2 separate regions of the Homo sapiens genome follow, and region 1 is linked to region 2. A link is a contact called in ENCODE Hi-C or POLR2A ChIA-PET data. All regions are on one chromosome and are shown on one strand. The core of a region is the stretch at or near the end of the contact, and the rest is flanking DNA. Distances in the headings are between cores, read along the strand shown. Region 1 has its middle 31 kb from the start of SLC9A7. Region 2 overlaps KRABD4 (KRAB domain containing 4).

Evidence for each region. A loop is a pair of places that touch in the nucleus more often than their neighbours do. ChIA-PET counts read pairs that join two places held with the same protein, here RNA polymerase II (POLR2A). Pooled maps may share reads with other maps.
Region 1: a loop to region 2 is called in a pooled map, with 2.3 times the contacts of the local background. The contact joins two enhancer-like sites. A Hi-C loop is called at or near these places in 1 of 37 single-sample maps with no recorded cell type and 2 of 50 pooled maps. POLR2A ChIA-PET finds 5 or more read pairs at or near these places in 1 of 52 experiments (OCI-LY7).

Annotation. Positions count from the first base shown.
Region 1 is chrX:46,786,710-46,793,580 of GRCh38, forward strand. No RefSeq gene overlaps it. Among named protein-coding and RNA genes, the nearest start is that of SLC9A7, 31 kb to the left of the region's middle. Within about 2 kb of position 5,407, at least 14 of the 41 ENCODE cell types and tissues checked have a DNase peak (open chromatin) inside an H3K27ac peak, as active enhancers do.
Region 2 is chrX:46,456,801-46,463,442 of GRCh38, forward strand. KRABD4 (KRAB domain containing 4) reads left to right here. Exons shown (of 6, transcript NM_001129898.2): 4 at 5,948-6,074; 5 at 6,398-6,508. It also overlaps the pseudogene VEZTP1. Among named protein-coding and RNA genes, the nearest start is that of KRABD4, 13 kb to the left of the region's middle. Within about 2 kb of position 4,996, at least 2 of the 41 ENCODE cell types and tissues checked have a DNase peak (open chromatin) inside an H3K27ac peak, as active enhancers do.

The sequences.
Region 1 (6,871 bases), core at 4,157-6,656, 330 kb after region 2:
CACTCTGTCACCCAGGTTGGAGTGCAGTGGCATGATCACAGTTCACTGCAACCTCCACCTCCCAGGTTCAAGCGATTCTCCTGCCCCAGCCTCCCGAGTAGCTGGGATTACAGGTACATGCCACCACGCCTGGCTAAATTTTTGTATTTTTAGTAGAGACGGGGTTTCACCATGTTGGCCAAGCTGGTCTCGAATTCCTGACCTCATGATTCGCCCTCCTCGGCCTCCCAAATTGCTGGGATTACAGGCGTGAGCCACTGTGCCTGGCCTACCGAGAGTTTTTTTTTTTTTTAATAAATTGATGTTGAATTTGTCAAATGCTTTTTCTCCATCAATTGATGTGGTCATGTGGTTTTTATTCTTTTTTAATATAGTGGAATCCGTTGATTGAATTTTTTGTTTGTTTTGTTTTGTTTTTGAGACAGAGTCTCACTCCGTCACCCAGGCTGGAGTGCAATGGTGCGATCTTGGCTCACTGCAACCTCCGCCCCCTGGGTTCAAGCGATTCTCCAGCCTCTGCCTCCTGAGTAGCTGAGATTACAGGCACCCGCCATCATACCTGGCTAGTTTTTGTATTTTTGTAGATGGGGTTTCATCATATTTGCCAAGCTGGTCTTGAACTCCTGACCTCAGGTGATCCACCCGCCTCGGCCTCCCAAAGTGCTGGGATTACATGCATCAGCCACCACACCCGGCCTTGCTGATTAATTTTGAGTATTGAACCAGTCTTGCATTCCAAGAATAAATGCCATGTGATCATTATATACTATTCGGCATGTTGTCTACAAAGAGGGACAGTACTGGAAGTCCTAGCCACTATACTAGGCACAAAAAAAGGACACAGGTTAGAAAGAAAAGAAGAGACTTTTCCCTGTATGAAGACAACATGATGTTTATCTACATAGAAAATCCCAAAGAATCCACAAAATGACATGAAACTAATAAGTGAGTTTAACAAGGTCACTGAATACAAGGCCAACATACAGAGATCAATTCTATTTTTTATACATTAGTAACAAATAATTACAAATAGAAGTTAAAACGATATCATTTATATTATCTCCAAAAATGAAATACTTAGGTATAAATCTAAGAAAACACATATAGAATATGTATGCTGGATAACTATTGAAAAACAGGGGTGGAAAGGATAGCAATGGAGATGGAGTGTGGGCAGAGGGCAGAACCATTTGCTTCACTCTAGGGAAGCACGCTTTACCCTGCATAACCCATGAATACTACTCTGACACTCTGACACTGCTTTTGCTTACCTATTCTTCATCTCTGTGCACATCCTCAGAATGTACACAGTCTTGACTGTTATCTATTTCTGCAATATTGCTGCATATCAAATTACACCAAAATTCAGTGGCTTATAACCATAAGCATGTATTTAGCTCACAAATATGTGGCTCAACAATTTAGACTGAACTCAAATCGGGGAATATCTCTGGTCTTCACTAGGATCACTCTATTGTCTCGGGGTTGGCTAGCTGTCAACTTATCTCAGATGGCGTTGGCTGCTACTGGGGTCACTTGACTGTTCCATATATTTTTCATATATTCACCACATATATTTCATCCTCTGGCAGGCTAGCCTGAGCATGTTCTCATGGTGAGGGCGGAAGAGGAAGAGCAGAAGTGTATACCTGTAAGTGCTTTTTAAAACCTCTGCATGGCGGGGCATGGTGGCTCACGCCTGTAATCCCTGCACTTTGGGAGGCTGAGGCGGGCTGATCACCTGAGGTCAGGAGTTCGAGACCAGCCTGGCCAACATGGCAAAACCCTACTAAAAATACAAAAATTAGCTGGGCATGGTGGCACGCACCTGTAATCCCAGCTACTGGGGAGGCTGAGGCAGGAGAACCGCTTGAACCCAGGAGGCGAAGGTTGTAGTGAACCGAGATCGCACCACAGCACTCCAGCCTGAGTGACACAGCAAGTCTCTGACTCAAAAAAAACCAAAAAACAAACAAACAAAAAACACCTCTGCATGCATCACATCTGCTAACATCCCATTGTCCAAAGAAAGTTACATGGCTAGCCTCAGAATCAAGGGGCACAGAAATATACTCTGTCTCTTCGATCAAAGGAGTTTCAAAGTTACGTGTCAAAGGTACAGATACAGGAGGAGGAGTGAATAATTGGGAACATTAATGCAACCAGTCTACTAAAATCATGGTGCGAGGCTCTAATCTTTGGCACCCTCCCTGGCCGCAATGCATTTTGTGACCTCAGTCTTCATTCTTGCACATCACTTTGATATCATCATTACTCTCCCAGCACATCCTTTCAGGATTAGCTCTAGGGCTGGTCTAAGACACAGATAGATGAATGGGCCACTGATTTGCATTCCAATCTCACAGCTCTAAGCTCTGAAAAGCATCTGGCCCAGGCTAGGCTGGTTTAGTTGAGCCGTGGGTGGGAAATAAGGGCTGTGCTCATGCCTAAGGGTCTGAACTGTTCTCTGTCGCCAAATTGCTGAGCTTTCAAAAGCTGGATGTGACCTTACCTCACTCAGACTTGTTATTTACAGCTGTGTTTCCACTAGTGAGGTCGTTTTGGGGATCTGGAGTCAAAAACCTTCCTCTGTCACTGGAAAATATTTACTGATTTCTAGCTGTGTATCTGACCATGCTAACTTCTTCTTTTTTTCTTTTTTCTTTTTCTTTTCTTCTTTCTTTTTGATGGAGTTTCGCTCTTGTCACCCAGGCTGGAGTACAGTGGTGTGATCTCAACTCACTTCAACCTCTACCTCCAGGGTTCAAGCAATTCTCCTGCCTCAGTCTCCCGAGTAGCTGGGATTACAGGTGCCCACCACCATGCCCAGCTAATTTTTTGTATTTTTAGTAGAGACAGGGTTTCGCCATGTTGGGCAGGCTGGTCTTGAACTCCTGACCTCAGGTGATCTGCCCACCTCAGCCTCCCAAAGTGCTGGAATTACAGGCGTGAGCCACCTTGCCCAGCCTGCTAACTTCTTTTTATATGCTTTAGATCAGTCATCATCTGTATGTTCTCTCTTTCCATCTGAACCAAATTCTTGACTTTCCTCAATCCTATGGCTATGTGATTCCTAAAGTGTCTAAAACAGGCTGGGCACAGTGGTTCACGCCTATAATCTCAACACTTTGGGAGGCCGAGGCAGGTGGATCACTTGAGGTCAGGAGTTTGAGACCAGCCTGGGCAACATTGTGAAACCCCATCTCTACTAAAAATACAAAAAATTAACCGGGTGTGGTGGTGGGCGCCTATACTCCCAGACACTCGAGATGCTGAGGGTAGAAGGATCACCTCAGCCAGGGAGGTCAAGGCTGCAGTGAGCCATGGTCATGCCACTGCACTCCAGCCTGGGCGTTAGGAGTAAGACCATGTCTCAAAAAAATAAAGTAAAATAAGTAAAGTGTCTAAAACACTATGATCATTTTTCTTCCATGTCAACTTATCCTAAATTACTGACCTGGTCTTCTGTAAGTACTTAATGTTGGTGAGCATTGTGCTCCAAACTGAGCGCCCAAAGTGTATACCAAAGCATATTACGGGTTGGATGATCAGACTGGACTCTAAGCTCAATCTATGCAATAAAAGCTGAATGGAGAGTAAAGCCATATCAAACCTTAAGCTAGCACAGAGAGACAACCTGACTAGGCAGAAAATGTATGAGCATTCAAGACACTGGGCCCAGTCAAGGGCAAAGTTGGTAGGAGATAACATGGAGGTAAAATTCAGGAGTCCAGATAATGTCACACATTTGGGTCCCTAAGAAGCAGACACTGAGACGAAGCTTAGTTCGCAAGATATTTATTAAAGAGCGTCCTTACAGACAACACCTGCAATGGAAAGGGAAGGATGGAGAACAGGTCAGACAGAAAAGTCAAGCTGCAAAATAGGCCCAACGGTCTCAACCAGCCTCATGAGAAACGATAGAAATAAAATGACCCTTCAGAGTTGTCTAAGGCTGGGCCAAAAAGACCAGGCCTTATATTCCCGCATCCATCAGTCACTGGATATGAGCCACCAGGAGGTGCGTCATCACCTTGAACGGGGCGACTCTGCAACTGAGGCAATCTCTGAAAGGGCCAAGAGCTGAAGGCTGCCTACCTATAGCTGTCCTAGCAACTGGGACGAGTTTCTCCTTGGTGGGAGACCTGAGAGGTGGATGACAGTGTTAACCACAGACAGCAATTTGGAGACCTTATGTTCCTTTAAAACGCTTAAGTTCCTGCTCCTATAGGTTTGCCTGAATCAATTTTTTTTTTTTGAGCCAGAGTCTCACTCTGTCGCCCAGGCTGGAGTGCAGTGGTGCAATCTCAGCTCACTGCAGCCTCCGCATCCTGGGTTCAAGTGATTCTCCTGCCTCAGCCTCCTGAGTAGCTGGGACTACAACTGCACACTGCCACATCCAGCTAATTTTTTGTATTTTTAGTAGAGACGGGGTTTCACCATGTTGCCCAGGCTGGTGTCAAACTCCTGAGCTCAGACGATCCACCCACCTCAGTCTCCCAAAGTACTGGGATTACAGGCATGGGCCACTGCACCCGGCCCTCCTGAATCAATCTTAAATGCAGGGCCCCAAGCTCAGTCTCTGACAGCAATTCTACAGTGTTTCTTTCAGTCACCTCTGAGATTGGAGTTCTTTTTTTTCCGTCATTTTTGTCCAGTCTGATTTATTATTTGGGAATCATGACATAACTTTGCAGCTATAAACACATAGAGCTTAACATGTTGTGGCAATTTAAAAACATGTCCACAGGCCGGGTGCGGTGGCTCACGCCTGTAATCCCAGCACTTTGGGAGCCCAGGCAGGCGGATCACTTGAGGCCAGGAGTTTGAGATCAGCCTGGCCAACATGGTGAAACCCCGTCTCTACTAAAAATACAAAAATTAGCTGGGTGTGGTGGTGGGCACCTGTAATCCCAGCTACTGGGTGGGGGGAGGGGCTGAGGCAGGAGAATCACTTGAAGCTGGGAGGCGGAGGTTGCAGTGAGCCAAGATCATGCCCTTGCACTCCAGCCTGGGTGACAGAGCAAGACTGTCTCAAATAAATAAATAAATATATGTCCACAAATTCTTTGATTCTTCTTCCATTGAGAAGTGTGGCTTATGCACCTTTTCTTTGAACTGGGACAGGATTGTGACTGGTTTGTAGCCGCTAGAAAGAGGAAGAAATGATGCCGCATGACTTCCAAAGCTAGGCCAGAAAAGGCGAGGCAGCTCCTGACTTCTTCCCTGGGACTTTGACTTTTGAGTCCCTAATTCACCATGTAAAAAGTTGGATTATCCTGAGGCCACCATGCTGTGGGACAGTCCAGGCCATATGGAAAGGTCACATAGAGGTGTTCTAGTCAGCACTCTCAGCTGAGGTCCCAGCCAACATTCAGACACGTAAATGGAGATACTTCCTTGTGGTTCCAGCCCCCAGCCGCTGAGTCACCCCAGTCATCAAGTCTTCCCAGCTGAGGCCCTAAACATCGTGGAGCAGAGACAATGGACTCCCACTGTGTGCTTTGTCTGAACTCCTGACCCACAAAATTAGTGGGCATAATAAGGTGGTTATTGTAAGCCTCGAAGTTTTGGGGTAATTTATTACCAAGCAATTAGGTAGCCAGAACACGCAGGATACAAAGCTTACTATGAGCAATGATAAATGCTCTGGACAGCCTGTGCACGCTTATAGAATATGTTCTGTGTGTCTTTTGGCTCTGCAGGGACCTGGAAATGACTCAAAGAAATTCTTCCTTTGGAAGAATTAAAAAGTAGAATTTCTAGATTTAAAGCCTAGTTTTTGGAGGTCTACTGTGTGCTTTGCTTCAAGAGGCAAGTTTGTGACAAATGAAGCCCAGCCATTCTAAAAAAATCCAAGCATGTAGATGCCTCAGAGGATGTAGGAAATTAGTCATTAACCACACAAGTTTAGTTCCTGATCCAAAATACTGTGTGCATGTTTTGCAATTTAATCTGGTTGGCACTGGATTTTTGTTTCATTTTGCATTGACTAAACATAAGATACAGGTTGGCCCAGTTGCGTTAGTCATAAAATATATCAAGCCATCTTAGTTAAATAGCTTTTAAAGCTAAGAATTTTCTCTCTGGATAAAATAATCTCATTTAGATAATGTTTCCAGATACCTCCAAGTGAGCGTGAATATCAGTGTTTGAGCAATCCAAATGAAGGAAGTCCTTTTATTTTCATAGCAGCTAAGATAATTTATATCATTAACAAACAGAAGAAGTGAGGAATTCCACTTTCGGTTTTAATTAGAATGTAAAGACTCATTAAATGGAAGGAACTGAAAACCACCATCTTCAACAGGTCATAATGTACCCAATGTAACAAGTAAAATGCCTCGGGAAATTGCAGAGCGAAATTTTCCTGGTGCTCAATATGGTTTAAATTCTAGGGGTTGGATTAAGGAAAATATCTACCTTATTACCTATAATGTCTCCCTACTTATTCTAATCAGATACTTTAGAGAAATTGTTGGAGATCACTTGCCAGAAACATACCTCAAGGTTTCCATCTCACCTCTGAAAAGTGACTTAGAAGAAAAGTGACTTTTGACTCCAGTCAAACTGTTTTCTTCTAAACCCTTGACGTCAACAATTTTTACTTAACATGAAACCTATATATTGCAAACAATTTCTCTTCCTACTTAATGATATTGGGGGATGATATTGGGGGATCTTCCCGATAATACTATGGTAGGACAAGTTGAAAGAAGAAAAACCTCAAAAAGGTATTCTTTGTCACTTCAGTCAGTAGGCAGCATTTGATCCTGAGGTTACAGGGCTGAGAAAATGAAATGGAGAAAATATGTATTGAAGGCTTAGAGGTGGCAGGAACTATTATTATCACATAGAGAACTAAAGCCGA
Region 2 (6,642 bases), core at 3,746-6,245:
AGCTCCACATCCTCTTGAAACAGGACTTCCTGTTGCAGGATGGTATGTAATGAGTTGAGTCGGAATCCAATATCCAACTTGTGAAGTAAGTCATCTTTCTTACTGCGCTGAGAAAAAACCCAACTTCTGGTGGTTTTAGCCACTTTTAACAGAATGCGTTGCTTAATAACCCATTCCCTGAGCATGCCAGTAAGTGGAGTTTATGTTCACCGAGTGATTACTGTATCCCAGGTATTTTGGTAGGACTCTTGTAGGAGGCTTTTGTTGTCCCTCCGTGGCGCATTTTTCTGTTTTTGGTGACAAAGAACATATTTCAAAGTCTGTGTGTCCCGGATCCTGTAAGTACTGATAAAGCGGAGAATTCCAAAAGCTACCTCCTTGTCAAACTCCAATGTCATCCTTCTCTGCCATGCCACCCACTTCAGCACGATGGGAAATCAGAAGAAACATTTTTAATGAAGATGGGAAACCTAGAAACCATAACGAGAAAGATTGTCAGATTAAACTGTATTAAAATGTTAAAACCCGTAGAATCAAAAGACATATTTGAGGCTGAGAGAAAATACATGCAATGCATATGATATGCAAAGGATTCATATATAGAAAATGAAAAAGGATGAAAGAAGATGAAAAATGTGGTGGACATATAGTCAAAAAGATAAGGCAAGCAATTTATGAGAAAAAAGTGTGATGCCATTTGAAAAGATGTTTACTTTCCCCAGTTTTCAAGCCATGAAAACAGGGCTGATTTTCATTCCTCCCTTTCTGTTGCATTCCAACAAATGAACCCAGTCTCAGCCCTTCTACTGTTTGCCTTTCAGAGTTTTTTTTTTTTTTTTTTTTTTATATATACAAAACCACAACATTTTGCATGGGTTGTTTTTAATGAAAATATGCTCCTCCTATGCTTTTCTGTTTTGGGGTTTTTGTTTTTTGTTTGTTTGTTTGTTTGTTTGTTTTTTGAGATGGAGTTTCGCTGTGTCACCCAGGCTGGAGTGCAGTGGCACAGTCGGCTCACCGCAACCTCCACTTCTCGGGTTCAAGCGATTCTCCCGCTCAGCCTCCCAAGTAGCTGGGATTACAGGTGCCTGCCACCACGCCCAGCTAATTTTTGTATTTTTAGTAGAGATGAGGTTTCACCATGTTGGCCAGTCTGGTGTCAAACTCCTGACCTCAAGTGGTCCACCCGCCTTGGCCTCTCAAAGTGCTGGGATTACAGGCATGAGCCACCGCACCTGGCCCCGACGTTAGAAATTTCTAAGCACAATGAAAATCTTAAAAATTATCAAACATCCATATCAAAGTGAGAAAAATATTTGAAGTATACATAACAATGGGCTGCCTTCTTTTATACACTAAAATTCTAACAAATCATTGAAGATCACACCTAATATATAGCTGAAAGAATATGAAATGTATGTAGAATAGTATACCATGTATCATACTTCATATTCTTAAACATTAAAAAGGTTGATAATAGTACAGTCAAGTATGTAGAAAAAACACCAAAGAAGTTATAAACTGTATACAGCATTTTGTGGTGGAACAGTTGGTTTACATATATCAACATTTACAATGCAAATACCCTTAACACAGTAATGCCCTTTCTAGAATTTTACCCTAGACCTTTAATATATCAATAAGACAAGACAACCCAACAGAATGAAGACTCATAGTAACAGAAATATTAGTGGCCTAGAAACATACAAAAAGATTATAATCCTCACTAAAACTCACATACCTGCTGTCATTTATCTGTAAGAGTGGTAAACTTTGAAAAGATAGATAAGAGCCACTGTGGATGAGAGTACTGGCTGGTTGAGAGGTAATTTGGCTGTACTTATTAAATATCTTTTTCTTATTTTAATCAGCAGTTGCATTGATAGGACTCCATCCTAGTGAAATATTTATATGTCCACAAAGATTTCCAAAGCAGTTCTATTCATACTAGCAAAAAGTAGAAGGAGAAAGCCCTAAGTGTCCCATGTTCCTGAGAATCCAATAATGGTAGAATGATAGCTATACTACCAGGTGGCATTGCTTATGATAAAAATGACCCCTGATTGGTAAACAAACTTCACATGGATGAGGAGGACTATAGAATAGTTAAATAAATTGCCACATCCATACTCTGGAACTGTTATGATAAAAATTGACTCATATGTAAGAATGTCTGGGATACTTTTGTCTAAGTGAAAAAAACCAAAGTTCAGAAAAGCATAGTAGGAGCAGCCGGGCATGGTGACTCACACCTGTAATCCCAGCACTTTGGGAGGCCGAGGTGGGTGGATCACCTGAGATCAGGAGTTCAAGACCAGCCTGGCCAACATGGTGAAACCCTGTCTCTACTAAAAATACAAAAAATTAGCCAGGCATGGTGGCGCATGCCTGTAATCCCACCTACTCATGAGGCTGAAGCAGGAGAATTGCTTGAACCTGGGGGGCAGAGGTTGCAGTGAGCCAAGATAGTGCCACGGCACTCCAGCCTGGGCAACAGAGCGAGACTGTCTCAAAAAAAAAAAAAGAAAAAAAAAAAAGAAATTTCTGATGTCTAGGTAGTCAAGTTTATCACTCTGTAGCTATGTATTTTCTGAATTTGGGGATTGCTTAGAAAGGCCATCAGCCACTACAAAACTATCAAAACTTTTAACTTATCTATCATTTTTATGGTTATTTTGTACACATTTAAATCTCTAATCCATCTGTAATTTACTTGGGGGCTCAGAGTAAGATGAGTAATTTACTTTTATGGAGTTTCTTCCCTCCATAAATGCCTAGCCAGATTTTCCTAATGACATCTTTTCTGCAGAGATTTAAGATACTTTTATTATGAAGTAACCTCTGACACTGTACTTCTAGGATCTGTTAGTGGTTATTAACTCTCATTATCATTGTCATGTTTAGCTATGTGTTACTGGAAGCCTGATAATGGAATGACGGCTGTTTTACTAGGTCTGAGAGATAGGGAAGGAAACCCAAGTTTTTCCTACTGTCTCCTCTCACTTGACACAACACTTCTGACACCATATGTAATCCCAGGCCCCAGGCTGTTCCCTCACATACCAAGCAGTTTTCCCTGGACACCAGCTCGGTGTGCTGTGAAGTCAATTCCATTCTGACACCATCTACCTGGAGTTAGCGTGAGCTCCCACAGGTTGAGGGCTTAGTCCCACAAGACTGCCCTGACTTGAGATGCCAGTCACAAGTAGGGTGTCACCTATACATCTGACTGATGGGCCACAAATTGGGGGTTCCCATGAACCCCTCCTGAAGATTGATTAATTTGCTAGAGTGAGTTTCAGTTTCCCTGAGTTTCCCCTATTTGTTATAAAGGATATTACAGGCAAAGCGCGGTGGCTCATTAATCCCAGCACTTTGGGAGGCCAAGGCGGGCGGATCACCTGAGGTTGGAAGTTTGAGACCAGCCTGACCAACATGGAGAAACCCCGTCTCTACTAAAAATACAGTTAGCCGGGTGTGGTGGTGCATGCCTATAATCCTAGCTACTCAGGAGGCTGAGGCAGAAGAATCACTTGAACCTGGGAGGTAGAGGTTGCAATGAGCCAAGACCACATCATTGCACTCCAGCCTGGGCAACAAGAGCGAAACTCAGTCTCAAAAAAAAAAAAAAGCTGGGGGCAGGGGGGTGGATATTACAGAGGATACAGATGAACCGCCAGATGGAAGAGATGCATAGGGCAAGGGATGTGGGAAGGTCCACGGACCTTTCATGCCCTCTCTGGACTCACTACCATCCGGGAACCACCAAGTGTTCAGCTGTGTGGAAGCTGTCTGAACCCACCCAGCCCTTTGGTTGTTGTCGTTATTGTTGTTTTTGAGAAACAAGGTCTTGCTCTGTCCCCCATGCTGGAGAACAGTGGTGCAGTCTTGGCTCACTGCAGGCCCAACCTCCTGGCCTCAAGTGATCCTCCCTTCTCAGCCACCCTTAGTGCTGGGATCACAGGAGCCAGCCACCACACCCAGCCACAGTGGGGTTTTTATGGAGGCTTCATCACAGAGGCATGATCATCATTGGCCCTTGGTGATCAACTCAACCTTCATCTCCTCTCCCCTCCCAGGAGTTTTGAGGATGGAGATGAAATTCCCAACCTTCTAATCCTGTCTGGTTTTCTGGTGACCAGCTTCCATCCAGAAGCTACCTAGGGGCAGCCAGCTAACAGTCATCTCATTAGCATATAAAAGATACTTTGATCACTTCAGAGGCTATTCCAAGGGTTGCAGGAGCTTCTTGCCAGGAGACAGGACAAAAACCAAATATATATTTCACAATATCAAACCAGGTGACATTACTCCAGATAAAATTGACTCTGGATTGGTAAACAAACTGCATCTGGACTGGAGGACTGAGTAAACTATGACTGGCTGGTAGGAAGCCATGGATTGGGGTTTTCTGAGCACATTGCCACTCAGTGATAAGTAACTGGGCCCATCTTTTGCTGGGATCCTCGAAGCCATGCCACTGGGACCATTACAAGAGATACTGGTCTATGGAACAGGTTAGGGCTTCCAAGCAACATCATCCTAGCACTCAGCAGTGTGGTTTTGTTCCCCAGCACCGGAGCTATCACGAGGGAGGGGCAGATTGGGCTAACAGCTCCTGGATTGCTCTGAGAAGCCCTCCTGCTGGAGAAGCCTGCCTGTCCCCACCCTCTGGCACGCTGGCTTTCCTGCCCCTCTCCTGCACAGCTGGGTAAACTGGTGCCACTGTGGCTGATTTGGGCCTTATGGGTGCAGCGAGTGGCTTGAATTGAAGGCCACCAAGTGTGGGCGTGACAGGATGGGATCTGGAGCAGAAACAGGCGGGTTATTAGTCTTTGCAAGGAATTGGGGCGCTTGTAGAAGTGAGTTCTTGTTTGGTGGTGACAAGGCCAAGCACAGACCTTTCCCCTTTTGCTTCAGTCAGCTGCCCAGGCCACAAACCTCTGGCTTCCTGTTCTTTGTTTCATGATTGATTAGCTATGTTTAGAACTGTTTGTTGTAGCTCTGTGTCCCCTGTGAAGGCTGCTCTGTCAGCCCCAGGCAGGATTGACTTCCTCCTTTGTGGACCACCCGGACCCCTTCCTACATCTGTCACTGTCCCTGTGAGGCAGGCTTCCTCCCTGCCTCTGTTTCATCTATGAGTGTCTTGAGTGTCTTAAGTGTCACTTTTCTCCCTCCACTAAACTGAAGCTCCTTGAGTTCAAGAGGTGTGGTTTTGTATCAATCTTTACTTCACAGGACTTACCAGCCCGGCCTCTGTTCAGTAAACATGTGTTGAATGAATGAATTTCCAGGGTAAAATATTTCTCATACCCTATCTGTTTCTCCTATAAAGTTCAAAATGATTTTAGTCATATAGATACTCTATGTAATATACTATGCCAAACTGACTAGTGACTGGCATAAGAACAATTATATGAGAAAGGCCAGGCCGGGCGCGATGGCTCACGCCTGTAATCCCAGCACTTTGGAAGGCTAAGGCGGGCAGATCACAAGGTCAGGAGTTCGAGACCAGCCTGGCCAATATGGTGAAACTCCGTCTGTACTAACAATACAAAAATTAGCCGGGCGTGGTGGCGGGCTCCTGTAGTCCCAGCTACTCGGGAGGCTGAGGCAGGAGAATCGCTTGAACCCGGGAGGCAGAGGTTGCAATGAGCCAAGATTATGCCACTGCACTCCAGCCTGGGCGACAGAGCAAGACTCGGTCTCAAAAAAAAAAAAAGAAAGAAAGGCCATTGTGGGTGTGGGAACCAGACCGTGTGGATTCGACTCCCCTCATTCCTGGCTGTGTGACCTGGGTTAGTTACTTAGGCTCTGTGCACCTCACGCTCTTCATCTGTCAAGTTTCTCCTAGAGGGCACAGAGTAAGCCCTCCGTGTGCGTGAGATGCCATGTCCCAGTGCCCCAGGCTGGTCCTGGGGTGCTAAAGAGGAATGTGCCATTACAGGAATCATTGACCTTCAAGGACGTGTTTGTGGACTTCACCCTGGAGGAGTGGCAGCAACTGGACTCTGCCCAGAAGAACCTCTACAGGGATGTCATGCTTGAGAACTACAGCCACCTGGTGTCCGTGGGTGAGGGACCGTGCCACAGGGTGATGCAGAATGCCTCCAGTACTGTGTTTCTTTCTCAGCTGCTCCAAGCTCTGGGGCCTAGGAACAATGAGTGTGGGTTACCACCCTCAGTGAGTTTGGGTTACTGCCCACTGTGTAGTATTCGTAGTCTCCTTTGGACACTGGAGAGCATATTGGTGCCCTTGCTTGCTATGTGAATGTTCTGTACTGAGGGGCAGATAGCTGTGTGCATGGGGCCATCACCTTCAGCCTGCAGGGGTGGGCCTAGGTTCTGGAATTCCTCAGCATTAATAACGAAGTCCTATGTCATTTCCCCCGAACAGGGTATCTAGTTGCGAAGCCAGATGTGATCTTCAGGTTGGGACCAGGTGAAGAGTCCTGGATGGCAGATGGGGGGACCCCGGTACGGACCTGTGCAGGTGAGGACAGGCCAGGTGAGTCAGGCCGGGGAAAGGAGACCAGGTTGGTTGGTGAGAGCTTGGCCTCTGGGATGTGCTCAGGAGCCCTTCTCAGAGCCTCGGACTTGTGGACATGCCTAGGCTCTGATGAGCAGAACTGTTGTCATGTC